Linked DNA regions of Homo sapiens: regions 1, 2 and 3 are each linked to region 4. The links are chromatin loops, found by intact Hi-C in ENCODE. Cell type or tissue: endothelial cell of umbilical vein. All regions are shown on one strand. Region 1 overlaps SYT1 (synaptotagmin 1). Region 2 overlaps SYT1 (synaptotagmin 1). Region 3 overlaps SYT1 (synaptotagmin 1). Region 4 has its middle 200 kb from the start of LINC02424.

Region 1 (8,000 bases), 440 kb after region 4:
GCTATATTATTATTAAAAACAAATTATAAATATGAAAGTGATGACAATTGCAATTTCTGTTAAAGTAATTATAGCATGTAACTAATTCATCTAATTCTCACTGACTTCTCTTATGTACCTGATCAATTCCAAGATTTGGATATGAAGCACTGAGGACAGTCTTGGGAATTACTGAGCTCTACACAAATTTTGCCATTTTTATTATACTATCGTTTTCTTTAGTTGCATAAGTAATTGTATAAATTACTTTAGTTAGCATAAGTAATTTGAATGAAATTTCAATAAAATGTCAATAAAATAGCTATTTTGTTTTGTTGGCTTAGGGCTAAAGATAAGAAAGATTTGATGTTGCAATTGCTTTTGGATATTTTATTAGTACAGTAGCAATTGTTCATAAATACAGAGTGAAAATAATAATGCAATTTTGATACAGATGTGAGAAGACTCTAGACCAATATTTTGTATCTAATATGTCTCAGCTTCCTTTAAGTACTTTACCACATTTCATTTCACAACAACATTATCAAGAAAATATTATTTCCATATTTAGATAAAGGAAATGGAGCAGAAAGTGATTCAGTAACTTGCCCAGGTCACATGGTTATAAGTGATAGATCAATATAGCTAACTCTAAGATCCTTTCTATTAAACAATAATATTGGTTTGGTGAATAATATGCTCATATAATTTCAAACTTTCAAAGCAGAGTTTACACAAAAACTTGAAGCTTAACTTTAGTTGTATGAAACCCCAGGGTTTCATAGAAGGTAACTTGAAAACCATAATAGATAGCATCTTATAAAAAGATGCTTATTGTGTGGGCACAGTAAAACTTTCCTTTAGCACTTTCAGTCCTAGCAAATAAGGCTTCTCTGTGACTATGCTAATTTTATTTTCCTTAGCTATATGTGAAGTCAGCGGAGAACCTTATTTCAAGGGTGCATCCAACATGTGTTATAGGCCAGCCATAGACTTTAGAAAGAGAGTATTAATGAGCTCATAATATATCTGAACCTATTTATTAGTAATGTTTTTCATGATAATATTTTATTCATATCATGAAATTCAATTATATAAATATTTATTAATAGAAAGTATACCCCCCATGGATATTAAGAACATGGAATTTAAGGTCCCACAAACCTGGATTGCAATCTCAGTTTTCCTTTTGCTGGCTCTAGATCTAGGACAAGTAATTTTAATTCACTCATCTACAGTTTCCTTATAGGAAAACTCAGGCCAATAATAATGTCTATCTCAGGGCTGTTGTACATTAATCATGTATTAAATTAGATAGTATATGTAAAACACTTAATGGGATATCTGAGTATAGGAAGCCCTTCAGAAGTGATTTTATTATTTTTGCATATATAATAGCATTATTAGTGATAGATACTAGACATGGTCCTTAATATTAAATAGACACGGCCCCTACATAGACATGTAGGTTATGGACTGAAAAGAGAGGCAGTTAAACAAGCATTGGCCATGCAGTTTACTAATTACCAAGCCAGAAAAGAATTAAAATTGTCAGAGTTCCAAAAGCTTTCACTGAGTTCAAAAGTAATTTCAAGTTGAGAACTGGTCCCATTGAAGGTATATATGTCATGAGGGCCCCAGTCTAAACTCACATTTTCAAATTGTCCTTCCCACCATGGAAACACTTCAACACTCATGGGTTAGAATCAGATACCCAAAGGAGTATTGCCATTTGGATAGGCGCTCTGTTTGCCTACATTTCTTTTCCCTAATTGTTTTGCATTGAAAGTGTTTGGTGCACCTTTTAAGATGCCAAAAGACCACAGGCCTCATCTCCTAACAACCAGATGTGACTGTGAATAAAAAGTTTAGAGAGGCTTCTCATTCAAGGTTTTCTTCTAGGGAGGACCAAAATCTTGAAATTGACTAAAAATACAATTTCTATTTTAGCTTAGAGAGGACATGATGGCATTCATTACTTTCAGGATTTCCTGTCTCTGGCAGGCCAACTTGTGACCATGTATGAAGATCACTTATATCAGGTTTGGGAATTAAAGTATTAGATTCGGTCATCAAAGGAATGCTTGGTTAAGACTAGCCAATGGATCAAGTGACTCCTGTATGGCTGAAATTGCCAAGGCCAAAGAGTGGCTAGTATGTAAGAAGTGGTTCCCATAATATGTTGTCATTGGAATGCTCTATGAGGGGAAAAAGCAGAAGCAGCAGTGACTGTAAATGAGGTCTAGACAACAGGTGCTTTTCTTGAGAAACTGGTCATGTTACTAAGAATGATGATGATGATATATATTTGGCTTTTCTTATCTTTTGGCAGTCAGTAGGGATAAGTATTTGGTGCCATCTTCTGAGAGCCCCTGAAATGACATCTGTCCCATCTGTTTTATTTATTTGTGTGTGTGAATTTTTTCTTTTGTTTTGGGTTTTGTTATCTGAAATATACTATGTAGGATCGTTAGATATTTGTGAGAAGATATTCTCGGAAAGCTTCAGAGCTTTGCGTAGTAAGTCTGATTGCAATGGGGGAAAAGGGGAGGATCCTGCAACACAGTTCCTGCTTTCTCCACTATCAGCCATGCTGATGCTTTTGGCAAAATGCATTATGATCACACTTAATTCCTTTGAAACACAGTTTGTTAATGGGTAATTAAGATGTCTTGCATTGATTATTGACTTTGGTTGATATATAGCTCCTGATATTTCTTGCTTTGTAAATTTTTTCCAGCCACTAGCAGAGTTCTAAAGAAAGAAGTAGGTCTGTATCCTTACAAATATACCCCTAAGCTCTCTGCCCATTAACATTTCAGTTTATAAGTGTTTTCAATGTGAAACTATTCACAGTTACCTTGTTGGCCATTTTTCAGCAAAAGGGCCACTCCTGCTGCTGACAGGCATGACAGCCAGCCAGGAGAAACTGGGCATAGAGGAGAAGCAAATCTCCCCTCAAAATTATGTGAGGGGAAATTATATGACTAAATATAGCAACTGTTTAAATTCATCCATAATTCAAGATTTTATCAAGTCCCTCCTCCTCTGTGATGCTTCGTTAAGTACTCCAAGCCATGTTGACCACCTTGTCCTCTGGACTTTCATGGCTCTTAGTTTATTCGGGTATTTAAAATGAAAAGTAAGACACATTAGTCATTGAGCACATGGAAACTATTTTCCTAGAGGGTGAAAACATGCATGTTTTATGTGATTATTGTATTTTTTTGTAGTCAGCTTCATTACCATTATTAGGAGATTATTGCCTGGATCAGTCCTGACCAAAGCTGTTTAACCATCATGTGGTAATAACAGTACTGCAGGAACTTGATGCCCTTAAGGACCTCTATGTCAAATATCTAGAATTTACTTTTTCTTAATTTAATAGATCATTTGAACTCAGAAGTTAGTGAACGGTTAATTTGGGAATGGAGGACAAAAGCTAGATCATACTTATACCCTTTTTTGTTCCCATACGTCAACCTTCATTTCCTGGGAGGTGTCAAGAAAAGGCTTTGGGAGCAGAAGGTGAATAGTAGATTTGAGAGCTCAATTCTCATTAGAGAGGTAATGAAATAATTTCAGTGCAAAAGTTCATCAAAGGCAGAAGAGTATGTGGGAAGTAGATTCTGAGATAGGAAATGCATGTGGATAAAAAGTATGAGTAATGGCCCCCTTCAGTCATTCGGCATTCAACTACAAATGCTTTCTAAGTGTCTGGCACTGGTTTTAGGAAGCACTTGGAGATATAGTAATAAATATGTTAGCCAGGATCACTGCCCTCAAGGAACTTATACTCTAGTGAAATAAAAAAAAGAAAATAACCAATATGCCTATAAATAGTGATTACTGTGGTGAGGGGAAACATGAAGATAAAAAGGGAATAATGAGTAGTGACTTGGGAGTAGAAGGTCCATTTGTATAGCATGGTCAGAGAAAGGCTGTCTGAAATGGTCACCTCTTAGTTGAAACCTAAAGAATAACAACCATCCTGGAATATCTGAAGGAAGAGGGCTCCAAGCAGAGGATTCAGCATGTGCAAAAGTCCTAAGGCAAGAGTGACTCTGGTTTGTTCTAGGAGCAGATAGAAGTGTATGGCTGGAATTTAGTAAAAAGAAGAAGAGAGGATTGGATGAAATAGGCATGACCACAGCATGTAGAATCGTATAAGCCATGACAAGTGGTCGGACTTAATTCTAATTACAATAATAAGCCACTGAGATGTTTTCAGCAGATAAATACTATGATCCCAGATATATTCAAGAAATTTACTCTGGCTATTGGGTAGCATATTGACTATAGGGAGAAAAGATAAGAGTTAAGAGAGTGAAGAGAATAATGGAAGTGATTTAGACTATAATAGTGGCTGTGAGAACGATATGAAGTAGTTAGATTTGGACCACTTTTTGGAGACAGAATAGATAGGTTATGATAATGTAGAGAGTGAGGGAAAGAACAGAATCACAGATGATTTCCAGGATCCTGGAATCAGCAGTATGTTGGATACGTAAGGTGCTCCAAATGCCTTCTCAGCCACCTCCCTTTGCTTATTCCTGCTTTTTGCTAGCCTTGTTTTCCTGCCTAATGTCCTTCTGGACAAGTGCCCCCATGTCTTTTCTCCACACCGTGTCTAGCATAGCTTGAAGTACACAGCAGGGGATCAATTAAAACTCCATGAACTGATTTTCTCTACTACCTAGAAAAGAAAATATGATTCAAGAACAATTTTCTTCTATAGGAAAAACATTTTGGTAAAATTTATAGAAACTTTAGCTTTGCTCTAACCATGTTTATGGTTCCAAGATTACTTGGAACATGATTGTTCCATTTAGTGGCCTTCCATCAAATTTAAAATATGAGTTGTTCACTTTCATTACATGTTTAACTTGCACGAAGATACCTCTTTTTGTTATTATGTGACAACTTCTGTTGTGGCTGTTATGAAATACAAAACAATATTTTAAGAGCTCTATAAATGGTTAGTACTTTCTATGAGAAAAAAGTCTCTATGATTACTGTGTATCGTATTTTCCTACACTAATACTTTAAATCTTAGTGACTTCACCATTTAGATAAAGAGCCCTCTGGTTTTTGTTTGTTTGTTTTGTTTTGTTTTTGAATTCCAATTATTTATGTAAGGCCATACACTCTGTGGATTGTCAAAAGCAGTAGGCAAACCTACTTTCAGTCTTCCCTGACCTCAGAATAATCTTTGGTTGTCTGCATACTTCCTTATGGATGAGCATTGGCAAATGCAAATCATAGCTATTAATATTAAATTATAGGTATTAAGTTCTTACTTGCTCCCTGGTACCATGATAAACACGTGTATGTTTTATTTCACTTAATCAATGGAAATACCCTATGAAGTAAGTAACATAATTATCCCCGTTTTACTGATAAAGACTGAGGCTTAGAAAGGTTAAACATTGTGCCAATATCATCTAGCTGTTCAACTAGAACTGAAATGAATAAAAGTCTACAACTCACATTCTTAACTGTTTAGATTTTCAGCATTTTGAAATTTGATGTGCTTTCACTTGCATCTCTTCTTTGTTTCCCCATCAATATCAATTCCATTTGTTTCATTATCATCCTATGTTTCCTTTCTTTTATTTTTGTTTCTGAATCTAGATTTGGTGCTTTTCTCCACAGGTACTTTGAGCTTAGCACAGACGGCATCCTCTATGTTTCATGGCACTTTCCCCTCATTGCTGTCACTGTTCTCTCTCCCAGATTCACAATACTGAGCTCTGATAATATTTCCAACATTTCTTACTTGCCTTTCAGTGTCTGTGAATGGAATACTGCTATGTGAGTCTGAGGTTTGTACTGGAGGTTTTATGGGTTTCTTGTTATTGCTAGATGAATACTGTAGGTTATTACTATTACTGTAGGTTAATGTTTCTTTATCCTGTTCTTTCAATATCTTCCTAGTATGATGGAGAGAGAGGTTGAAAAATCAATAGAATTAGAATTGAAAAGAGACCATGACAAGATGAAAATTGGATAGAAACAAATTGAATGATTTTTTTTCCAAGTTGAAGTTCAAGATTAGAGTAAAGAGGTGTCTCCAGCTTCTCTCAGAAAATAAAAGGTGGGGAATGTCTCACATGTATCTATCACATGCCCTTTTCTCACTTTGGTTGCCTACTATGGAATCCTCCACTTCATTCTGAACAAATTCTCCTCTCAAAATGTTTCCTTATGTGTTCACAGCAGGGACCAAGCTGTTTGTAGTAGTATTTCCTACTGCCTCCCTTGATGAAGACCGCACCTCTTTATATGAAAGTGGGGAGAGGAGGTATCTATATTTTATCCCCTCACTTATTAAATAAAGCCCACTACACTATTCCCTACTATATTTTTTAAATTAAACCTGGATTCCTGATTTAAAATTTCAATTCCTCCTATAATGCCTCCAAAACACCCAGATCTTCTGATCTTTTGATTCTCACTGATTATGCCTTTGTTCCTTCACTACAGACTCATAAAGTCCTGTCCTGCTATCAGTTTTCAAGTCATCCCTATGGAAGTTCAAAATTTTTTCTAGAGGTCATCCTAATCATTTCACCTTTCTATCTGTATTTTCATTATTCATTTTATGAAGACAATTTTCTTCTAAAGCTAGATCCTCTAATTGTACCCTTCATTTTATATTTACCTAATTCCTGAGCAATCTTGCTCCCATAAGAATGTTGTCGTTTTCCAAACCTATTTTATTTCCCCTCAAAGGGAAGGAAGGACAGAGGTGTCTTGGTCTAGAATTGTACCTGCAGAGATGGTGAGAAATAGCCAGATTTAGGTCATTATGCCAATCATTGTTGAGAAGTTCTTACAGAATTTGCGTTCTATTTCTTAAAAGAAATAATGGCTAAAAGGTTGCATTAGAATATAATATGAAACTTTACTCGAAATAATATAATGTCATTAGTGAAGAGGAAGTTAAGGAAGAGACCACAGTCTTCAAGTAATGGAAACATTTATTTAACATTTACTGCATATTTTTTCATGCAATAAGTATTTATTAATTGCTAGGTACTCTGCTAGATATTAAAGATTCTCTTGAGCATACAATAAACAATATCTCCTTAAGTTTACATACCAGCTTAGAAGAAGGATAATTAATCAGTTTATTACAAGGAAGTGTGATGAGTGACCAGATTGGGAAATTACAGAGAAATATGCAAATTTATAGTAGGGCATTCCATCTAGTCAAGAAGGAAATAACATTTCATCAGAGACCCTAAGAATAAATAAGAGTTAATCCTATCATAATATTAAGGAGAGAAAGTTGAAAAAAACTGTCCCTGACCTCTAAGAACTTACAACACAGGAATCTATATGCTTTCTGAAAGATCTTGCTAGAAATAGTTCAAATAAACTAGGGAAGAATTTTTAAAACAATAGCTGCCAATTTTGCTCTTAACATTTTCCAGAGATTTGTAAAAAAAAAAAAAAAAAAAACACCTGTGACCAATCACCATTTTAAACCTCCTGAATTAAAATTTCTGGGAGTAGATCCTGGGAATCTGCATTTTATAAGCTCCCTGGGTGTTTCATATATATATGAATAATTAGGAAACTTTGCCTAAAATATAAACATAGGTTTTCTTAAGAACCATCTGTGGGTGTTTTAGGCCTGGCATGGTGGCTCACGCCTGTAATCCCAGCACTTTGCGGGGCTGAGGCGGGTGAATCACCTTAGGTCAGGAGTTCAAGACCAGCCTGGCCAACATGGTGAAACCCCAACTATACTAAAAATACAAAAATTGGATGGGCATGGTGGTGTGCACCTGTAGTCCCAGCTACTCGGGAGGCTGAGGCAGGAGAATTGCTTGAATCCAGGAGGCGGGAGCAGTAGTGAGCCGAGATCAGCCCACTGCACTCCAGCCTGGGTGACAGAATGAGATTCTGTCTCAAAAAAAAAAAAAAAAAAGGGAGAGAATCATCTGTGGTGTATTATATCTGCATACTCTCAGGCTGTACCTGAGAACCTGGAATTTGTAGCGGTAAGAGGT
Region 2 (8,000 bases), 780 kb after region 4:
CACAGATTTTTAAGTGGATCACTAATTATACTTCTGAAAACACTGTTTAGAAGTCATTTATTTATTATTAGTATTAATTATTTCAGGCTAGGCTACAATAACAAATAGGCCCAAACACGTAATGGGTTCTGCAAAAGAGAAGTCTTGGCAGGTAGGGCTCTGCTTTATTAAATCTTCAAGGATCCTGTCTCACTGAACCTCTGCCATCTTCAGCATTTCAGCATGTAGCTTCCAAGGTCACTCTGAGGTCACTATCACAGACATAGAAAAGAAAAAAAATCATGGGTAGGAGTTCTGGGGGACTGGGTCTAGGAGTGGTGCACATCACTTCTGTTCACATTCCATTAGCTAGAACCCAATCACAAGACCACATCTAACTACAAGAAAGGCTGGGAAATGTAGTCTAGCTGTGTTCTCAGGAAGAAGAGCGTGGACTTTTGGTAAACTACAGAGACTCTGGCAGTCTCTGCCAGAGTGGAATACTTAATAAATACATTCATTCTTTTTTTTTTTTTTTTTTTTTTTTTTGAGACAGAGTCTCGCTCTGTTGCCTAGGCTGGAGTGCAGTGGCATGATCTCAGCTCACTGCAAGCTCCAACTCCCAGGTTCACACCATTCTCCTGCCTCAGCCTCCCAAGTAGCTGGGACTATAGGCACCCGCCACCATGCCCAGCTAATTTTTTGTATTTTTAGTAGAGACGGAGTTTCACCGTGTTAGCCAGGATGGTCTTGATCTCCTGACCTCGTGATCCACCCGCCTCGTCATTCAGAAAGATGTGAAAGATGAGTGAAAGTTAACTAAGTAAACGGGAGGGTGGCAAGAGGGCAGAATGTCAAGCAAAAGGAACTGTTTATGTGAAGCCTCTGAAAGTGTAGGTGGCGTGGCACAGTTAATGATATAAAGAAGGCTTTCCCCTTGTGGCTGTTGCGCAGAGGGAGAAAGAGGCATTTGATGAGGCAGAGGAATAAGTAGGAAATAGAACTTGAAGATTATTCTAAATGATCATAAGAATTTGGGCCTTTTAACTCAAGAGAGATAGGAGACCTACTTAAGGATTTTAAGATTTGGTTTTTTGATGTTTTGTTTTTTAGAGACAGGGTCTTGCTCTGTTGCCCAGGCTGGAGTGCAGTGCCACAATCATAGCTCACTGAAGACTCAAACTCTCGGGCTCAACTGATCTTCCTGCCTCAGCCTCCTGAGTCACTGGAACCACAGGCATGCACCACCATGCCCGGCTATTTTTTTGTTTTTTGTAGAGATAGAGTCTGGCTTCATTGCCCAGACTGGTCTCAAAATCCTGGTTTCAAGCTATTCGCCCTCCTTGGCCTCCCAAAGTGCGGGGATTATAGGAGTGAGATACGATGCCTGTTATTTAAAAGGTGACTCTGTCAATTGTATTCTAAGAGTAAATTTCAGGAAACCAATTAAGAGGGTATTGGAGTAATCTATATGAGAGATTATTTGATCACATGGTGAAGACTATAAGGATGGAAACAAGTGAACTTATTGAGAGATTTTATGATAAATAAAATCAGAACTCAAAAGAAGTCAATGATCAACGATCAGTGATAATGCCCAGTTTTCTGGCTTAAGCAACCCCTTGGATGCTAATATCATTTGTTGAAATCGAGTGAACCAGATTTAGAAGAAAGATCATAAATTCAGTTTTTGGCATTCGAGTCTAAAACGAGTGTGAGATATTCAATGACTAGTGGACAGTTAGATATAAAAGTCTGGGGCTTAGAGAAAATATCTAAACTAGAGATACAAACTGGAGAATCACTTCCATATTATAACTAAAACCATATACTGGGATAAGATTAGTTTATGAAGAAAAGAAGTTAGTTATAACTACACCCTGCAAAGGGAGACCAAGAGTGAGTGGCCAGGGAGGCAGAGAAACTAAAATCAGGAAATCATTGTATTATAGAATCCAAGGAAAGAAAGGGAGTCAATAAATTCTGCTGAAAGTTCATGGAAATGAGACCTGCAAAATATTAATGGTTCGGTAATATGGATGTCATTTGAAATCTTAGTAGCAACTATTTTAATAAAATGATGGAGAGAGAAATCAATGGAACATGAAAAAATGGGGACAGTGATTGTAACCAATTTCTTCAAGAAATTTGGCTGTGCAAAGGAGCAGAGAGACATGGCACATGTAGAAAAGAGGATAGTTGAAATAGGAATTTTGTTATGATAATAGCGAACACTCACACAGTACATTTTGTGAGCCAGGAACTCTTCTAACTCCTTTTTTACATACTAACTGATGTAATTCTACTGACTCCATCACTATTCTTCCATTTTAGAGATTAGAAAAGTGAGGCACAGAAGAGAAAGTACATTGCCTGAGGCTTAGTAGGTAATAAGAAGCAGACTTGGGAATTGAACCTAAGTAGCCTGACTATAGAGTCCATGTTGTTACAAAGTCACTGAGGAATCTTCTAAGCATATTTTAATGTTGAAAGAAAGATCTCAAATGTTATTTTGTCTTTTGTCAGTAATAAAATATTTGGCACATACTCCCAATATTTCTGTCTTTCTATAAATCATATATATATTGTGCTATACCAATATATGATGTGTTTTATAAAACATATAAATGAAACACAATTTTGAAAATATGGGATAAAAGTAAATATAAATAGAAGGTCTAATATTGTCTTCTCATACTCCAATGGATTATCTTATGAAATCTGCAATGAAGATAACTAAAGAAGAGAGGGAAAGGATAGAGAAAAAGAACTGAGTGCATTTACTGGTTTCGACTACATGTGCAAATTTCCACAAACTCCGTGGCTTAAAACACCCATTTATTAGTTCAGTCCAGTAAAACAGAGAGAAAAACTAGACAGGTAGCTCTAATAAAGTAAAATCATGGAAATATATGATTTCCCAGCCAGAAGAACCTTCAGGACTGTGTTATCCAGACCTGTTTTATAAAGACAAGGAAGGTGGATCCCGATGGTTAAGCAGTTGACCACATTTCACCTCCTTCAAATCCTTCTTATACAGACATTCCCTGAACTTCCTGTTTCAAATTGCTATCCTTATTCCCCACCTACTTTACATGTTTCCACAGCACATACCTCACCAAACATGCCTTTTATTTTACTGTTATTTTGTTGACTTTGCGTGTCTTACTGACCACTGTGCCCAAGTGCCTAGAACAGTGCCTGGCACAGAGGAGGTACCCAATAAATATCAGTTATACCAAAAAATAGTGAATGAATACACATGGTGGTCCAGTGCTCTTTCCACCACTCTATACTGTACTTTACTGTCACTTTTTGTTTGTTTTTGTTATTGAGACAGGGTCTCGCTCTGTCTCCCAGGCTAAACTACAGTGGCACGATCTCTGCCCACTGCAACCTCCACCTCTTGGGCCCAAGTAATCCTCCCACCTCAGCCTCCTGAGTAGCTGGGGCTATAGGCACGCATCACACCACACCTGGCTATTTTTTTGTATTTTTTTGTAGAGACAGGATTTCACCAAGTTGCCCAGGCTGGTCTCAAACTCCTGGGCTCAAGCAGTCTGCCCGCCTCTGCCTTCCAAAGTGCTGGTATTACAGCCATGAGCCACCACACCCGGCCTACTGTCACTTTTAAGAAGCATTTTGATTTTCTATTTTCATCCTTATTTTGATCACATCAGAATATCTGCTTTTCTGTGAATTATTATTTCTAATGGGACCACAAGTGTATCAGTTAATCAAAATATAAATTATGGACATCATGAGGAAATTTTGAATTTCTAAATCATAAAGTGGAAATCCATTTTCAATTAAATTACATGAATTTTACACTTACAGAAGAGTAACTTGGTTTAAGCTGTTCAAGGGGTATAGTACTGTGTACATGCATTCCTGTGCCTAGAACACTCATGCCCTCTTGTGGACAGGGTTCATCCTGACTTCCTGCCGAACCTTCCTTATCTCAGCTCAGGTAACCGCTCCTCCAGGACACCTATATGTCCCCTGCCCTCCTCCTCCTCCCACAGACACCAGCTCTGGTTAAAAGGGGAAAACTAGAAGGCTTGTCTTAAAGCTACATTTGCATGGCCAGCACATTGGTTTTACAAAGAACATGCATTTGGGGTGGCTTGCAGAAATTTATAACGATTATTGAGGGAATAAATCTCTAAAGTCCCCCTCTCCTTAGTTACTAGACCCTGGAAGGTTTCAATCTTCACCTCCTATAGCATTTGTGCCACTTCTGTAGTACAGTCAATGCATTATATTTTTACTCATCTAGGTATCCATAGAGCCTAGACTAGAACCTAGAAGAGTCTGTGGTGGAACTCAGTAATTATTTTTTAATAAGAAATGAACGAATATAAACCAATGAGTTACAGAGTATGCCTAAAGAATAAGCATCCAAAGATACACTCTCTTTCACCTGAACAATTTACTATACATTTGTAGACTAGGCCAGATTCAGTCTTTCTAGCCTGAACACATTACACAGCAACATTTCACACTGTGACCATCTGGTCCATTAGATGTAAATACCGATTTGGCAGATACTTCAGGAGTATGAGAGTAATGCAGGAATAAAATGAAGTTGAAAAATGCTACCACCCAAAAGATATATTTAAAGCCACATATTATCTTATTAAAATTAAAAACCTAACATTGTCCTTCATATAAGTGAAGACTGTTTTAGTATTTTTACTAATGGGGACTATGCAAATGGTCTGAATTTTCATTTGAGAGATAATTGGGTCTCCATTTGTATGTCACCTCTAAACAAGACTCCCAACCTCAGAGAAAAACCATCTACTCATCAAAGAATCTGTTGCCAATTTAACACATAGAAAAATCTTCTTACAATTAACATAAATAGAATGTCCTTTTAAAATGTCACAGCATTAATTCAGGTACTTTTGAAAAACTCACTCAAGAGTACAGTGTTTCCATCAAATGTATGAACTTAGCCCCATTTGCAAAGGTCACTAAAATGAACCCATCTTTTTCCACATAAAACGATGTATGGGGCTACAGAGCCATTAAATAAATATTCATTTTAAATCAAGCTTTTTATTTATCCATTGGAGATGACCTCTGTTCTAATTATCTATAATGCTTTTCAAAAAGGAAAGGTATTTTTGTCGTTGTCTAGTAAATCATTAATTTGTGTCTATTCAATGGCTGCATTTTTTTAAAAATAATGAAATTATCAAGCTGCTCAGAACAAAGCTGCCTTCTGATTGTCAGCTGTATATTCTAAAAGAGCAGGTAAATTTCTCTGAATCTCACAGCTGGAACTTTTCTAACACTAACTGGCAGTTTCCACCTAGTGATCAAGGCAATTGACTAAAATAAATTACACATAAAGCTGAAATTCCTAATAGTAATAAGGCCCCTTCATGAGATAATCACACCAGCAAAAGCACTCATGTGTTGGCTGCAACCCTACAGGGTCTTGAAATTATCTTATAAAAGCTATACCTCCAGAAATGGTTTTGTTTCTAGTTTCATGACAGGGCTAATATGACAGTGTCCATAGCACTAGGTACAAAGGAGGAGCTCCAAACAAAATTCGTTACTTGACTGGATTAAAATGGAGACACTGTTGTTAAAGCACTAACATCAGTGCTATTTACAAAGCAGATGACTGGTGAGGACCTCATTTCAATACAGTCAACTGACAATTATTTCGAAGCTTTTATTATGTGCCTGGAGCTAGGCATAGAAAAGTAGTATATAGTCCCTGCTCTTCTGGAGTTTAAGGTGAGTTGAGCTCACGTGTAAGAAATAAATAGGGAAAAAGTAATCTCGAGGCACCATTCTACCAGCTATAAAGCAATTGCTAGCAGAAATCCAAGTGGGCTAGAATAGTAAGGAGGTTTTTTTGTTTGTTTGTGTGTTTGTTTTTTCTTTTTTTTTTTTTTTTTGAACATGGACTAGGGCTTAATGGTTAGGAGTAATTTGATTAGGCAGAAGGGAATAAAGGATTGCAGATGGATTTTCCAACTAAGCAAAAGTCTGGTAACTGGAAGGAATATAGCTCACAGAGAAATAGTGATTGCTGTAGCAAACTTCCCAATCTTTGTACCATCTTCATGACCAATGCATTTATTAACTGGGCTGTCAGGAGTGTTGATGGCTTATAGCTCATAACTGAGTTCCCCCTTCCTGGCATCACCCTCAGCTGAAAAGATGCTCACCCAAGATGTAGGAGCAGCCCACATCCAATGTTTGGGGGATTCAGGATGATAAAATCTCATCCTTGTTGCCCCATTTCCAAATATCTTTGAAGAACTCTCCCAGCTCCAGAGTTCCCCATAGAATTGACTGAGGTCTTGATGTAACTGTATCACAGCCCAACTTCTCAACCTGTGTAATCCTGATTCCCTCACTCCCAAAGAGGGGTTGATCTAAAGGACACACCCCTATAAACCTCATGTTGAAAATCTGCCTGAGTCTGCTTCCTCAGAGAACTCAACATATGACAAATGAAGATGCTGAAAAGACCAACCTGACTTATTCAGTTGTAAGAAAGCTGCATGTTCTCATTCAGTAGGCATAGACACTATTCCAATGCTGGGAACACAGCAGTAAGAAAAACAAGTCTTTTCTCTTATGGATCTGATATTCTGGTGAGGAAAACCTAAATAGACATAATAGAATGTCAAGTAATGACGGGTGCTAAGACAAAAAAGAAGCAGGGCAAGAGGAGAGGTAATGTTTGTGTTTAGGACTGCATTGGACTACATTAGATAGAGTGGCCACAGAAAAAGTCCCTAAAGAGGTAACATGCAAGCAGAAAGCTGAATAAACTAATGAAACAATTCATACCAGTATCTAGGAGAATATTGCTGACAGAAGGAACAGCAATGCAAAGATCCTCAGATAGAAGTGTGTTTGGCATGTTTTGGAAAGAGGAAGTGAAATCTGGAGAACAGTGGTAGGATACGAAGGGGGCAGATCATATCAGGCCTTTTAGTGTAAGGAACAGATGTTATTCTAAGTAAAAAGGGAAGATCTCAAAGGGCTTTGAGTAGGATTGTCCCATGATCAGATTTCCATTTTAAAAGGATCATGCTGCCTTTTATGTGAGAAGGAAACTAGAAAGGAGCAAGAAGAGATGCAGAGAGGCTATTATGAGGCTATTACAGAGGTCTAGGTCAGAAGTGACAATGACATGGACTTAAGGTTGCCACTGGTCATGGCTTGCCTGGGACTGAGGGGTTTCCCAGGATGCAGGACTTTTAGATCTTAAACCAGGAGGATCTTAAACAAATCAGGATGTTTGGTCACCCTACTTGGACTAGAGTAATAACCCTATGAATGAAGGCATGTGGTCAGGTTCAAAATATATTCTAAGGGTTGAAGAAGCAGTGAAACAAGAGCAAATGGTTTAGACATTTAGGACAGAGGCAAAATGTAAAACTTCTTGAAAGTCAGGAAGAGGGGTTCAGACCTTTCAAACATTCACTTGGCATTAGTATGTAGTATGCATTGAATTTTGAAGAGACTATAACTAAAGAGGTCTTTAATCAGACTACTTCAGAAAATATGACAGAAATGTCACTAGGGCTTAACCACAATGGAACTGATGGTAAAAATGGAGGTGGAGGTGATTGAAATGGTGGTGTTGGTAGTAGCAGAGGTCATAGTGTAGGATGGTGAAGGTGGTAGTGATAGTGACAAGTATCATATAGAGATGGTGCTCATATTGACATGGATGTGGAAGTGGAAGGAAAGAAAGAAAGACAGATGAAAAAAGACAAAGAAAGAAAGAAAGGAAGAAAGGAAAAAAGAAAGAAAGGAAAGAAAAAGAAAGAAAAAAAGAAAAGAAAGAAAAAGAAAGAGGAAGAAAGAAAGAGAGAAGGAAAGAAAGAAAGAAAGAAAGAAAGAAAGAAAGAAAAAGAAAGAAAGAAAGAAAGAAAGGAGGGAGGGAGGGAGGGAGGGAAGGAAGGGAGGAAGGAAGGACGGACAAACAGGAGGAAGGGAGGAAGGTAGGAAGGAAGAGGAAGGAAGGAAGAAAAGGG
Region 3 (8,000 bases), 810 kb after region 4:
GGAATCTTTTTTATCTTGGGTGGGTCAGTGAGCAAAAAGATATTTCTTTTTATTTCTGTGTGCTATTAATATGGGTGGTTCTTATCATTGCCTCTCTAACTTTCCATTTAAATTTCAAAATGATTTAATCTTAAATGTAAAACAACTGTGAAATCTTATTACCGAGATTATTTATTTCAAAAATGAGTCTCCGGCAACAGAGTTCCTATACTCTATGCTGAGAGATCTGGAATATTGCATTCATTTCTGAAAACACACTTAAGAGGAGAGACATTAACTTTCTGAAGCAAATTCAGCAGGAAATCAGGGTCATGCAGAGGGCAGATACAGTCTCAGTTAAGGAACAGTTCAGGCAATTGGAGATGTTTAAGCTGCAAAATACAGAATTCAAAGAGGACATAACTGTCTGAAAAATGTGAGAAAAGAATTGAACCTACTCTTATTAACTATAAAGACCTGAACTGGGATCCATGAGTATAAGTGATGGAAATCCATACTTGGTTCTTCCCATTTTAGTTCCCAAACAAAAGCTAGAGGAAAGTTTATCAGAAATACTGAGTTAGGGCCGGGCGCGGTGGCTCACTCCTGTAATCCCAGCACTTTGGGAGGCTGAGGCGGGCGGATCACGAGGTCAGAAGATCGGGACCATCCTGGCTAAAACGGTGAAACCCCCTCTCTACTAAAAATACAAAAAATTTAGCCGGGCATGGTGACGGGCGCCTGTAGTCCCAGCTACTCAGGAGGCTGAGACAGGAGAATGGCGTGAACCCGGGAGGCGGAGCTTGCAGTGAGCAGAGATCGCGCCACTGCACTCCAGCCTGGGCGACAGAGCGATATTCCGTCTCAAAAAATAATAATAATAAAAATAAAAAATAAAAATAAAAGAAATACTGAGTTAGGGATGGTACCCTACCTACCTGCCATAGGTTAGGGAATTAACCTATTAAATCCCTCCAATCTTCTAAAGTTTCATTTTAAAACTCTAAAAGATCATGCCCAGCCTAAAGACAACATCAGCCCATGGAAGAGCACATCTATTAAAGACAAATGTATCCTCACCAAAAGTGATTATTTTATTTTTTCCTTAAGATAATACGAATGAAAGACTACTACTGCTAATAATAATTATAGTTATAATCTAGTCAGTGCTTTCTCTGCTGTGCATTTACTAATTTCGTCTTGTTTAATCCTATTCATACTCTCATGAGGTAGGTATGGTTATCCCCATATATGAATGAGAAAACTAAGGTTTGGAAAAGAGACTCGCTCAAGGTCACAAGGTAAAGAAATGGCAAAGGCCCAGCTCCTCACTCCAGCTGCATCTGTTACCTAAGCCTGCCCACTTACTCACAGCTTCCCCCACCTAGACAGTGCACACTGTAATTTCAATTGGCCATAATCCCCAAATCATAGAAACCTCAACTCTAGAAGATAATGAATGCTCTTGAGCAGCAAAATGATCATCAGTTGACTCACAATGAATACTCTCTATAGATTATTTTGACAAAGTAACGCTATCCAACTGTGCCTGCAAATGCCAACACATGCAAATCCCTGCGACTTCATAAACAGCAAATGCCCTAATGAGCTAAAGAAACAATTGCTCTTTATTCATTTTCTTCAGTGTGTTTCTTATTTCTGCTGGAAAATAATGTCCAGAAGGAATTTGTGTTCTATTCAATGACTATAAAAAAGAGGAAGGTTAGTGTTTACAAGTTTACATAATACAAAAAAGAGTGGCCGTGAAACAGTGAGCTGTGGCTTCCTGGTGGGAAGACACTCACATGCAGCCTGTGACTTCCTGGGCAGTTTTAATTTACTTTTAATCATTTCAGAAGTCATGCCTCAGAGGTTTGAGATAAAAAGTTTCATAGCATCTTACCTTTTTCTTTTCTGCCCCTCCTTTTTTAGTTTGGTAAAATGTAGTCCAGAAAAACAGGTGGAGGGGGAAGAGCCAGTTTAAGTATTTGCTCCTCCAGGAAACTTCCCACATATCCTAAACCCATCTTTGTTCTTCTTTACCTTTATACTGTCCACGTTTTTTCACTTGATCACTGACTGTTGTGTTTCTTCAACTGTGTTCTGTACATACCTTTTCTCATTCATGAGAATGAATTGTTTAATCATCAGGGTTGCCAACACCCTCATTATTTCTTTTTCTGTGTTCCCATGGTGCACTGGAGTTATCTCGTCCCATGATTTATCACACACTGTAGGTATTCGTGGCTCTTTCTCTGTGAACTCCTTTAAGGAGACCAACTTAATTCACTTTTGCATAACCGTCATCTAGCATCGCCTAGCACATTGTAGGCCCCCATGAAGAAATTAAATTAAATGAAAACTCGAATAGTTCACTTAATCCCCAGTGTTTAACATATAGTATGAACTGAATTGAAGTAAAGTGAATTAAATTCAATCAGAACAAATCAAAATGAACTGAAATGATTATAAGACATTATTATGTTGGATAAAGTTATCCAGATTATATTTATAATTTGTAGAAAAATTGATTAGCACAGCCTAGCTATGTTGTTGTGTGATTCCTATGATGGACACTCAGGATTGCCCATTATGTTACTACCATAGAAAGGTCAGCAGCCTTTAGGCCCAATATTACAGCTAGTTCTTTAAGCTGAGGCCATAAGGGTAGACACAGTCTAAATCACTGTGTATTGGCTGAGAAATGTAGACCAAACTCCGGAAGGCTGACAGTATTTCTGAACAAGCAAATGATGCTTAAAGTGAACTGAAGCTGTTGATTATACAGGAGGATTCCCCAACAAGTAGATCTAAAATTTCATTTCCAGGGCTAAGTCACCTTCTTGGTCCATGGTTTGCTGTGATCTCAGAGGGAGAGGAAACCATACCCACAACAGCCCCTCATCCCTCCCCTCTCTTCTTATCTCTAGCTTCTAAATAGTTGTCCATCAGCACGCACTGTGCACCCCATCTGAGTTCAGCTGTGTGTTAGGCACCTGAAATTCAGTCAATACCATGAACATTATCTCTCCACTTTTGGGTCCTAACTTCTCAAAAAGGAGACCAACAATAAGTAAGTACCAAAAATATTAATCATAAATGATCACAAATTCTATCAGGCTGTGAAAGAGAGAAATGACAAGATATTTCCCTCATCCAAAAATGTAGACTCTGATTTAGGAGTATAGGCAATTCTTTTCTCAAAATTATATCTCTTTTCATCAAAAAAAGTAATTATTGGTAAACCAGATAAATAAGCATTTTGTAAAAATGAAAATGATTGGGGGAGAGAGGAATATCCTCTCCTACAATTTGTGCTTAACTAGCTTAGGTTTGTCCGATGAGATCAGACATCTTTTAATGTTGATGATGTTCACCTATCAGTAAAACTTTGGGAGCACATTCCTCTTTATACATTTACTTGTAGGTTTGTAAGTGTATATAGACCACTATAGTAATATAAAATGGACATTATAAACTTAAAAGTCAAAAAATGTAAAAGATAAAGCAAAAGTAAACATTTTACAATTTGCTTTATGAATGATAAAAATGTTATTCTCCCTTTAAAATATAATTACTAATTTGTTAATAATAAATATGCCTCACTTTTCTTTAAGATATCTGTTTAACTTTGTAATGTAGCAATTCACAAGCATAATATTAGATTCCATTTATTTCAACACTTAGTTTTATAGATGGTCACATCAAAAAAATGCCTCACAAATGCACAATATTCATAATATTTAATATGAACTTAGTTTGGAATTTACAGAAAATATGTCAATATATCACATCGACTGAAGTTTTTTATTTTTTTTAAATCAAAACTTTTAAAAGCTTAAAACTTTTAAACTTTTAGAGAAGCTTTTAGCCAGCTTCTCTAACCTGAAATAGATGATCATTTTTACCTGTAGGCATGACTGACAGAGCACAGCTGAAGAAGAGGTACCAGCTGGGTCATATTCTCATTTCTCACTCGTGTTTGCATTATCAAGTTTTCTTCAAGCCACAGTTGTTGTTCAGGACTCATTTTAGGCAACATGCTCATTTTGTGAAGAGTAGTTTGGTTACAATTAAATAACATAATCTATAAACCAATTTAACTGGGCTCACATAAAGCGCAATACATAGAAAAATGCTAACAGCAAATAAAGTGCAGGCCCCTCTGGCACCCCACCCCACGGTGGCGCTTCCATGCCACCCTCAGGAAACCTTGAGTACTGCGTGTGAATCATGCCAGAACAGGGGCACCTCTGTGATACTGTACATCAGACCTCAGTAAATTTCCAATCCTTTATTTTTAGAAGAAGAAAATAAAGTAGAAACTCTGGTATTTTCTTCTGGGGTGCCAGAAGTAAATATTTGAATTTCTACTTTATTTTTTCCACACTGGAGATCAGAGAAACTAAAGGTTTCAAGTTTATAAACCAAAAGTCGGCCAGCAAATACATTTTCCTTTCCTTTCTCTTACCAAAGAGAAAAAGATGATATCATGTTGATTAAGTTTTGTCTTTATAGACCAACTATTCATTAACCAGAAGGACAGATCATTGTTATTTATTAATGTGATACCTAATTTTTATTTTAAAAGGGTACACATTCTAACAAATGGTAATTTCTTCATAATTTTCAAAAATAATGCCGGGTTTTAAAAAGAAAAACAGATGATGTAAAGAGGCACTAAACCAGATTAGTTTCAGGACATTCAATGTCACCAGAAGGATAGGAATGGCTGGATGTTGCACCTATAAAGGGAAACACTGGATGGGTAGCAGGATGGCTGCTCACAAGGATTTGAAGAACTACCCTGTGGACAAAAGTATGGAATCACATATTCAGCAAATATGTATTAAATGCCTACTTACTAAGTGCCACAGTGAGGAGCTGGAGAGCTGGTGGTAGTGAGATGGATTTTGTGATACCTGCCTACAAAGAGCTTGGAACGAGCTCAGGGAGATCCACTTTAAAATACTGTGTGATTTAGATTAGGAGTAAACAAACTTTTTTTGTAAAGGACCAGATAGTAAATATTTTAGGCTTTGCAGGCCACATGGTCTCTCGCAACTAAATATTCAACTCTATTGCAACACAAAAGCAGCCACAGACAGTCTGTAAGGAGTAGACATAGCTGTGTTCTAATCAAACTTTTTATTTATGGATACTGATATGCAAATTTCATGTAATTTTATATGTCATGAAATATTAATCTTTTTTATTTTTTTCAACTCTAAAAATGTAAACATTTTCTTAGCTTACGACCTACAGAAACATGCAGCAGCCAGATCTGGTCCACAGGTAGTAACCTGCCGGGAGCTAATTAACAGGATTTCACAAGAGCTCAGAGGAAGAGTACTTAACCTCCACTGGAGATTTCGTGGGCGCTTCCTGGAGAAACCAAGAACCGGGTTGAGGGATTGTGCAGGGCAAAGGGATAGGCCAAAAGGACAGTGAGAGCTAAGGCCTGGTTGTACAAAACAGATCGTGTAGTGTAGAGGAGCTGCTAAGAAATGAAGTTAGAGAGGCAGAGCCCAGTCAGGAAAGTTGAACTTTATGTTCCAGAGGTGGTGAGTAGCCACTGCAGGGATTTAAGCAGGGAGTTTGTGCTGCAAACTGTAACATTAATTCCAGCTCAGGCTGTGGAATCAAACTGACATGATTAGGATCCCAGTTCTGCCACTCACCAAGCATCTGAATTCAAATCATTTTCTTATCCTCTTCAAATATCAGTTCCATCATCTGAAAACCAAAGATAATCCCTACCTTGCTCTTTGTTATTCTCTATTCTTGTACCTGTCTGCTTCACTTATTGCTCATAGTGTCACAACTGGTAATATAAATTTCATTGCTAACTTGTTATTTGACTGATGCCCCCTCTAGATTGTGGGGCCATGTCATCATCCATATAAACCAGGTACCTAGCAGGGCGCCTGACTCAAAAGTACCTGATGAATAAATGGAAAAAAAAAATCAACTCACAATGATAAAGCCAACCATCTCCCACCTTGTAGTTCTATCACTATCCATGCTTGCTTCTTGCCTTACAAGGATAAATATGTTGTATCATTTATTTAAAACTTGGAATAAAGTCATAAAGAAAAATGATTAATCATTTCTATACATCTATCTTATCCATAATGTTTATTTTCTTGAGCAAGTTCTCATTACACTTCATTTTGCCACATGGCTTTTCCTTCTTCCACTGAGACGCACTTCCTCCAAGAAACTTTCTTAATCTAAATGTTACAGGAAAGGGGTCCCAATCCAGACCCCAAGAGAGGGTTCTTGGATCTTGTGCAAGGAGGAATTCAGGGCGAGTCTGCAGTGCACAGTGAAAGCAAGTTTATTAAGAAAGTAAAGGAATAAAAGAATGGCTACTCCATAGACAGAGCAGTCCCGAGGGCTGCTGGTTGCCCATTTTTATGGTCATTTCTTGATGATATGCTGAACAAAGGGTGGATTATTCATGCCTCCCCTTTTTAGACCATATAGGGTAACTTCCTGATGTTGCCATGGCATTTGTAAACTGTCATGGTACTGGTGGGAGTGTAGCAGTGAGGACAACCAGAGGTCACTCTCGGCGCCATTTTGGTTTTGGTGGGTTTGGCTGGCTCCTTTACTGCAAACTGTTTTATCAGCAAGGTCTTTATGACCTGTATTTTATGCTGACCTCCTTTCTCATCCTGTTACTTAGAATGCCTTAGCCGTCTGGGAATGCAGCCCAGTAGGTTTCAGCCTCATTTTACCCAGCTCCTATTTAAGATGGAGTTGCTCTGGTTCACACACATCTGACATAAATGGGCAATTTTCTAGTTTACATTGCAGTGAGCTGGAAATGAAGCAAAATCTTTCCAATGCATAATTCAGGCTAACTTTTAACTTAAATTCACAGGTAGGGTAAATGGCCCATTTCATTAATGATTTACAAACGTCTGCATGCCTCCTTATCTAAATTGCCAAAATACCTTTATATTTCACTGCCCGATATCACATTATAAATTGTAAATATATGACTTATCTATTCATTAGATTTCCAGAACTCTTATTCTAGGGCAAACAAGAAAGCAATAAAATCCATGTTGAATTTTAGCTCATATTTCTCCTTATTGTTCAATTTCATTCATTCGTTCAACAAGTATCTATTGAATGCTTACTGTGTGCCATGTATTGTTAAATCTTCCCTTTTAGAGATGTTTATGTAACATTTTTTGTTTTTTTGTTTTGTTTTGTTTTTTTGAGACAGAGTCTCGCTCCATTGCCCAGGCTGGAGTGCAGTGGCGCAATCTCAGCTCACTGCAAGCTCTGCCTCCCAGGTTCACACCATTCTCCTGCCTCAGCCTCCCGAGTAGCTGGGACTGCAGGCTACCGCCACCATGCCCGGCTAATTTTTTGTATTTTCAGTAGAGACGAGGTTTCACCGTTTTAGCCAGGATGGTCTCGATCTCCTGACCTCGTGATCCGCCTACCTTGGCCTCCCAAAGTTCTAGGATTACGGTAACATGTGTTTTAAGGTGTTTATTTTCTAAATAGCTTAAATCTTAACCACCAATTTATTTTTTTCTTCTATATGTGTTGGTAATTGTGGCCTAGATAAAAGCTCTAGCAATTGTAGTGACAGGACAAAATATAAAAATTCTCAGGGCTATTTAAATTATAAACAGATTTTAAGAAGCACTGTGTGGTGTTTCTGTTATCCTTCTGCTTTCCAAGAGAATATATCTGCATCCTGAAATCTAATCACATTTACTTCAGGCAGAGTTGCTTTTGGAAATTCAGGCTTTGCCCATATTGTCTTTGTTGTATAAACAACTTAGCTTCCCTTTCTCCCTTTTGTTCTAGAATTATTTAGTACTAATTATAGATTGAGAATATCCAGGGTCAGGAAGACCTAGTCCAGGTCTAGGGAGAATCCAGGTTCAGGAAGAGAGGAGAGCATGGGCTTGGTTAGGGACATATTAAGCCTATGACACCAATTAAGACAACAAATGGAGATGTCTAATATGCAGTTAGTCCACCAAAATTAT
Region 4 (8,000 bases):
TTACTCATGTTAATTTGCTGCCTTCTTTTGCTTATCTCTCTGGAATCTTGGCCAATGTATACCTAAATGACCAAGAGTTCTCACCACAAATATTTAATGAAATAGTTTTCTATGAAAATTTGTTTCTTAAGCTTTAGTTCCCAGTGTGTCCGTGAATTCTTTACTCTCTACCTTTGAAATATTCTCTTGCTTTCAGTTTATGTCAACAACTCACCTTGCCTAATCAATCTCTCTTGTCTCTTCTGTTGCAGAAGCTATCATAATGGAAATGGTGGATTTAAGATTCAAGATTTAATTTCCAATTCCATATGCTCTTTGACCACATCCTAAGAAAGCTGTGAGATTTCAGTATCCCATTTTTAAGCAAGCATTTGTTGTAAACAAGTCTGGCAGATGGCCACAACACCTGGGACAATTAAGCCCAAGGGATGCTTGAGTAGTTTCTAAGGCAAGCAGAATCTTCCATCTGCTCAAATGGCACTTTTGGGGTTTAAGCAAGCCTGTGTGGGCTACTCAGGGTTTATTCCCCTCACAAGTCTACTCTTCTGTCTCCAAATACTTGCTGGCTGCCCCTCTAAAAAGTAGAGAAAACAGGAAAATATATATTTACTCTATTTTACAGCTGTCTAACTGCTTTAAAATGGATAACTTAGCTCTGCTGGGCTTATCCTTAAGAAACGAGATCAAACAGTTTTCATGAAATGCCACTCACATTTTAAATGCATGAGTTATTTTGGTTTATTCTGTTCTAGAATTTTCCAAAGCTAGAATTAAATGCTAAATAATCAATTTGCCCATTTAAAAGATATTGGTGCACTATGTAACAGATTGTGGCTACCAACATTCTGAGCCAGTCTTTCCCCTCCAAATGCCCTGCCTTCCCCTACACACATTGAACCTACTATTTAATTTTGTATGATGGAATCTTGCCAGATCAGTATGGGGAATATATTGTTTGGAATCTAGGTTGTTATTCTGAAGGTTTATTTCTTCTGGTAAAAACACAAGAACATTTTCACAGAATACGCAAGGTTTTTTGCTTGTTTCTGTTTGAGACTGCACAGTAAGTTGGCTAGCACAAGGAAGCTCCTACATCCTTGCAAACTTCAGTCAAATTGCCATGTAAAGTCATTGCCAAGTTTTCAAAATTGAGTCTGGACTGCTATTCCAATTCACCACCATTCCGCCTCCATAGCAGATGGTGTTCACTTATGCAGGGGACGCAGATGAAACGGCATGGTGGAGGTGTCATTCCACTGCTAAGGTTTTGAATTTTCTTGCTCTGAAGAACTCGATGCCAAAGAGTAACAACTTATTGATCTTCACTCTCTGTCATCAGCTAGTGTCCATCTTTTTTCCCCATTTCCTCCATCTCACCCACTCCCCAGCATCACTTCTGGGTCATAACTCTTCCCCTTCTGAATTATTTTTTGCAAGCACATTGATGTTTTGCTCATAATTCCTGAATATGCATTTTCAGTCCTGAACCTCAGTGCCTATCTAGCTTTCATATGTAGGCAACCTTATGGTATAACTGGAAGAATCTCCTAAATACTGAGACTTTTTGAAACCTGACAAAAAGTTGAAGAATAAGAGTTTGGCTCTTGGACTCAGATCAGACTCAGATTTGATCTTGACTCTGCCACTTGCTATCAGCATAGCACTGGGGCATATATTTGACCTATGCTATTTGTAAAATGGAAATAAGTATTCTTTGGAAACCTCACAGTGTTTGGAGAATTAAATGAAACTGAATTTATGTTTGGTATGGTAAGTGATACATGATTATGCTCTTCTCACTGCCAATTTCCTGATAGTCGTAAGCGTCCAACATTAGAATTACTGTCTTTGCTCCTTTACCTTCCAAATCAAATCCATCATCATGTTCTATTTATTATGATGCCCGTTTATTTTCTGCATCCATGGCTACAAGCTCAGTCCAGACCATCATCTCAAATCTATATTTTGTATTTAAATTTCTTTACATTTTTCTATCCCTTTAACATAATTAAATTTTCTTTCAATTTTGCAAACATGATTTTAATTCAATTATGTGCCATAGAGATTGCTAGGCCACATTTTCATTAGAGTTGCTTGACTCCTTTGTAAGGCACTATTATTTAAGGCTTGGGCTCTGGAACCAGACTTCTTGAGTTAAAATGCCACCTCAATAACTTATTAGCTATGTAACTTTTAATAACTTACTAATGTCTCTATCTCAGCTGCATCATCTCTAACAAGGATATAATAACAGTATCTTATCTCATAATGGTGGTTATAAGAAAAAAAGGGCATAATGGATATAAACCTGCTTAATACATAGAAAGCACTTGTGATTTTGTTAATCATTATTATCCTCAAATATTTCTTTCAGCATCAGCCTCCCATTTTGAACACGCACAATGACAACCTTTTCATTTTATATCAAAATGAAGCTTCTGCATTTTAGTTCTTTATTAACTTCCTCATAATTGATTCACAGTAAGTTCTTTGACACATGCCTACATCCACACATTAAGCCTGCACATTTACTCACTTATTTTCCTCTCCTCCATGGTCCTGAGGCCCCTAGTCATCTGTGTAATCTCTCTGCAATATGAATTCTCTGACTCAGTAAACCATTATACATATCCATGTTTCTTCATTTTCATTTGATGTATCTTTGGATTCAGTGCACTTCCCTAAATCATTCCCACTTTTTCTTCTAATTTCAAATATCCTGCTTAGAACTCCTTTTCAAGAATCTTTCCCTTTCTACATGCTTCTAAACAAATCATTCTTGTATTCCCTCTGTCTTCAGAACAATTATGTTCTATTTGTGCTATATTAAATCTGTTACACCATAAGCTGGCTTGCATCTTTGTGCTCCAGCCATACTGGTCTCCTGCTGTTCCTGAAGCATGCCAAACACCAATCCATCTCAGGGCTATTGTGCTGGGTTTTCCCTTTAACTGAAAACAATGCTTTTCTCTGGATATCTGCATGATTTATGCTCTCATTTCATTCAGGTCTCTGCTCAAATATCACCACTACAGAGAATCACCATGTCACCCTTACATGTTTCATTTTTCTTTCTAGCATTTGACATATGTAGCTAGCTCTTATGTTTATTGGCTTTTGTTTGTTTCTCCCACTAGAGGGCAGGACCATTATCTGTTTTGTTGACTGTTCAATTCCCAGCTCCTAGCACAATGCCCTTTACGTAGTAGACGCTCAATATTTATGGAATGGATGAATGAATACATTGTAACCTAGCATCACCACCAAAAATAATTCTAAATACTTAAAATGTAGGGACTATGTATTGGATTTTTGTAACATTCCTTCATATATTGCCATAGAGAGAGAAACATCTGGCTTCAGAACAAGACTGGCCCAAATCCCCAAATTCTCAATTACTATTTGAGTAAATCCAAGTAATTTTCTCTCTGAGCCTCAACCTCCCTGTATATAAAATAAGCATAGTCATACTCATTATGATGGATAATTTTATCTGTCAACTATGGTGCCCAGTTGTTTGCTCAAACACCAATATAGATGCTGCTGTGAAGGTATTTAGATGTGATTAACATTTAAATTAGTAGGATTTTGAGTAAAGCAGATTACCCTCCATAAAGCAAGTAGGCTTCATGCAATCAGTTGGCCTTCAGAGAAAAGACTGAGGTTTCCAGAAAGATAAGTAATTCTGCCTCAAGACTGCAGCGTAGAAACCCTGCTTGAGTTTCCAATCTGCAGATTTAGCGCTCAAGATTGCAGTATCAACTCTTCTCTGAATTTCCAGCCTGGTCTGTTCTATAGATTCCAGACCTCCTAGCTCACATAATTGTATAAGCCATTTCCTTAAAATCTGTGTGTGTGTGTGTGTGTGTGTGTGTGTGTGTGTGTGTGTGTGTGCATGTGTGCATTTATATACGTATATACCATATTATTTTTCTCTGAAAAACCTTGACTAATAAAGCTACTTTACTTGAAGTTAGGATTAAATGATGTAATATGTTTAAAACTCTTATTAAATAGTAGCAATTATTACATGGTGAGTAAATAATTTTGCCAGGTTATTATGTCTGCCACATGGCAAGGGCTTAACAAGTATTTGATGAATGAATGAATAAATGAATGCCAGAAAGTGGATGTCTTCTGAACACATATTATTCCAGATGATTGTAAAAGCACATATGGCCAGCGTTACTCATTTCTTAGTATTATTTGAACCAGAACGTACAGCACATTGCATTCCCTGTGAAGGTCTAAAAATGTTATATACATATGCAACATTATTCACTGAAAATAAATCAGAATTTATTTTATGATAGCAAAAGTACTGTTTGAAAATGAAAGGAAGTCGAATGCCAAATTGTTCCATGAATCTTCCAGCAGCTTTGAGATAAGCATAATTTTATATATCTGAACACCCTTCATGAGAGTATTTTGAACACTAGTTAGCTAATTGGGGCAATGTTCTTTGGGGGAAAAACATATTATATAAATGTTGAGTATTTTAGTTTAGATGGAAATGGGAGGTGGTAAGGGATTACAAAAATATTTGAGCATCTGGAAATTAAGTACACAAATTTTAATATATAAATTCAGATGGTGCTCTGGTGAGACCGTGTTATGTTCTAAAGGACTAAAAAGATTGAAACAGTCACTGCTGAATTTTAGCAGATTTTTATGTATTGTAAAGGTATTTTTGCAGTATATGAACTCAGAGGCCTATGAGATGCCCTCACATTTGGGGTCTCCTCAAAGATATCAGCTAGAAGACTAAGAGGTAGACCTATTTGGCAGGGAAGGCAGGGCAAACACCAGGAGAGTGGTAGGAGTCTTTAGTGCCAGCAAGCATATTCTCAAAGCTTCTCCCATATAGAGACATTTAGGGAGTGGATAAGAGGAGAAGGGAATGATTGAAAGGACAAAAACAGGATGCTGGAAACTAAATAGCTTATCCTCGGTTTTGCTTAGCTTCTCAGCTAGAGTCCTTCAAAAGAAAATTATATTTTTTAATTCTACTAGGATTCTTACTGTGGTAAAAATATCCTGAAATTCAGCAGCAATGCTTGTTATCTTCCAGCCTTAATTTAGAACATGGCTCAACCCTGTTGCCCCTGTCTTTCCAATGCCCTGATTTGGTATTTGGGGATAAATGCTCTAAAGAGAAGATATTTATTAATTGGGATCACACCCTGTCTAAATTAGGAAAATATATCTACTACTTTTATATCTGCTTACATCACAAACCTATTCACTGGAATAACCAGATCTTTAAGCATTTTTAAATACTTATTTAAAAATATATTTTAACACTTTTATATTATACTGAGTTTGGCTTATTTCAACAGATGCTGAAGTCAGCCTACCAGCAATAAGATAGGGCAATAAGATAGGGAGCAATAAGATAGGGAAAATAACTGGATTTCAATTCCTTTCTCAGTATTTGAAGTCAAGCCAACTGCAGTTATTGGCCTCTAGATGTGTTCAAGCTGTCACTTTTTTTTTTTCATGAAAGTTATACAAATTAGAACATCAATGAATTGGAGAGATTTGAGAAAAAGAAAGAAGAGAATTAGAGGAACCAAAACCAGTTCATGGACTTCTGCCCCATAGAATCCTAGGTTCCCTAAGTGACATAAAATACTTTGGGGCTATGTGTGGCTGGCAAAGTAAAATTACATTTTGGACATAAGTTGAATCTCTTGTTTGAAAATAAGTGAGTTTTTTCCTAGAGCAATAGAGCTTGCAAAAATGAAGCTCTGAAAGATGAACTATACTTAAAATTCACAGTACATGTGTGCCCCATGTCTTAGCATTTGAAAGTTTTTTCCCACATTGTCTCTTGGCATAATCAATGCTCATTTGACTTGTAGTGAGCCCATGGCTTGGAGTGCACCACTCAAGAACACACAGGGACTGGTAGAGTTATTTAGGAAGAGCCATTGGGAAATCTATTCTAATCCAAGTAATCTGTAATTTGAGGGATCCAATCTCTAAATGCATGCCAATTATACCTTAATTTTTCATTAAGTAAAATGGAATTTGTCACAAATGACTTGTGTTGATATATATGGGTCTAAAGTGCATTCAAGCTGGTAACACCATTAAATAAGCTGTGATACAGGACTCAGCATGTGATTTTTTTTTTTTTTTTACATAGAAATGAAATCAGTTGTCACCAAAGCTTTAAACAGAAGAGAGGAACCTTCCCCCTGCCTCAACCTCTCTAGTTTTATAGCTCCAAGCTACATCAGTATGTATAGACACCAGTATGCACAGACCTTTTAGAAACACTTTTAGACCTTTTTAGAAAAGACTTGCCACCAAAATTAAAAATACTTACCAAACTAGATTGTAAAAGGAAAGATGTATGTTTTTACTTATTGCTTTTCAATTTTGATAAATTTCAGGTGTATCATTCTCTGCATAGCTCATCACTGTGCTCTTTCAAATGTTTCCCTTCCCAGAAATACACACATATTTATATATAAGTGATATATATACACATGCATACATTCATATATATCACATATTTTATATATAATACATATACTTGCCAAATTAGCATTCACCAACACACATGCAAAAAATTATCTTCATGAAATATTTTGTGCTTCCAGGTGAGGTGACAGGTCTGACTTCAGAAACCTGTCACTAAAGAGCTAGATAGCCTGGCAGTGCTTCAGATTTGCCAGTTGAAAACATGTTGGCCACAGGTTTTATTGTCCAGATCTGCTCAGTGAAACCCCACAGCAACAATGGTCATTACCAATAAGGCTACTAGATATTATCAGAGAATCTAGAGACCATAAATTGACATGCTGTATGCATAAATTTGCATATGGAATCAAGAAGCTCTTCATTCCAAGTGGGAAAATAAAGTGACTTCCTGAAAGCAGTGTTCTTATGTTTAATCTCAATGATCATGTCAGGACATCTGAAAGTTACAAGGCGTTGTGTCATGATGCTTTAGAAGGAGTGTGGTAGAAATGCCTGTGTTTCTAGTGACTGGCAGGGAATCAAGCTTCAGATCATGCATGCAGACACAAATGGGAAGAAAATATCGCTGTTGTTCCCGTTGGCTCCTTTTGCTACAGGATAAACAAGATGAAAAATTTAATTTTATGTGTTTAATTAATCTAGTAACTACAGTTCAATATTGGTAGAGAAAGATTTGGACAAATCTTTCTGACTCCTACTATTGTAATTTCTCTTCTATCATACTGTTTTAATATAATAAGCCATAATTGGGATGAATAAAGAAGTCAGAGAGAAATCACATCATGTTACAAGTATTTAGTAGATCCCTTTCCTACCCCACAGAGTTGTGAGAGATGCTCATGGAAGCTGAAAATAGCCAATGACTTGTTCATACTACTCCTGAGAAAAAGTACATTAGGAAAAGGCTGGCTCTGGCTTTTTCAACATATAAACCTGATCATAGTAGTTTCAGGTGCAAAAACAATTTAATGAAACTTCTTAAACACTCACATCCCATGGGCTTCCCATATCTATGTGGAATTGTCGAATTAAGGATTTTTGTATATTATTTTCAGTCATTTTTAACTTAGCCACACCAAGTGATATTGACATTTATAAAAATCTAACTCTTAATCATTAGGATGACTAAAAATGACACATTGTCAGAGTTCTCCAGAGATACATAGCCAATAGGATGGATAGTTAGGTAAGATGGATGATTGATAGATTAGTGGATGAGAAGAGATTTAATAGGGTAATTGGCTCATGTGATTCTGGAGCTTGAGAAGTCCCAGTATAGGCCTCCGCAAGCTGGAGGACCAGGAAAGCTGATAGCATGGCTCAGTCCAAGTCTAAAGGTCTTAGAACAAGTGATTCCAATGGTATAAATCTCAGTCTAAATCTAAAGGCCTGAGAAAATTAGGGCCTGCTGGTGCAAGTTCTGGAATCGAAAGCCCCCAAATCCTGGAGTGCTGATGTTCAAGGGCAGGGGAAGAAGAGTATCCCAGTTCTAGAAAACAGAAATTTCA

Evidence for each region. A loop is a pair of places that touch in the nucleus more often than their neighbours do. Peaks named below come from ENCODE experiments on the same cell type or tissue, not always from the same donor. Only the 100,000 strongest peaks of a DNase experiment are listed, where the experiment ranks them.
Region 1: a loop joins it to region 4, with 4 times the contacts of the local background. A loop is called at or near these places in 10 of 110 quality-filtered maps.
Region 2: it touches region 4 in a loop (4-fold over the local background); 7 of 110 quality-filtered maps call a loop at or near these places.
Region 3: a loop joins it to region 4, with 5 times the contacts of the local background. A loop is called at or near these places in 3 of 110 quality-filtered maps.

The regions. Positions count from the first base shown.
Region 1 is chr12:79,004,232-79,012,231 of GRCh38, forward strand. The region is part of intron 2 of SYT1 (synaptotagmin 1); the gene reads left to right. The region is part of intron 4 of LOC105369863 (a long non-coding RNA gene); the gene reads right to left. Among named protein-coding and RNA genes, the nearest start is that of SYT1, 140 kb to the left of the region's middle. In endothelial cell of umbilical vein, no CTCF peak of the experiment used is centred here; no DNase peak of the experiment used is centred here.
Region 2 is chr12:79,341,159-79,349,158 of GRCh38, forward strand. The region is part of intron 8 of SYT1 (synaptotagmin 1); the gene reads left to right. Among named protein-coding and RNA genes, the nearest start is that of MIR1252, 74 kb to the right of the region's middle. In endothelial cell of umbilical vein, a CTCF peak has its summit at 3,925 (motif pointing left); a DNase peak (open chromatin) is centred at 3,893; H3K27me3 peaks cover 187 bases.
Region 3 is chr12:79,369,918-79,377,917 of GRCh38, forward strand. The region is part of intron 9 of SYT1 (synaptotagmin 1); the gene reads left to right. Among named protein-coding and RNA genes, the nearest start is that of MIR1252, 45 kb to the right of the region's middle. RefSeq lists a silencer at 199-399. In endothelial cell of umbilical vein, a CTCF peak has its summit at 4,172; a DNase peak (open chromatin) is centred at 4,164.
Region 4 is chr12:78,559,665-78,567,664 of GRCh38, forward strand. No RefSeq gene overlaps it. Among named protein-coding and RNA genes, the nearest start is that of LINC02424, 200 kb to the left of the region's middle. In endothelial cell of umbilical vein, no CTCF peak of the experiment used is centred here; a DNase peak (open chromatin) is centred at 3,147; H3K27me3 peaks cover 253 bases.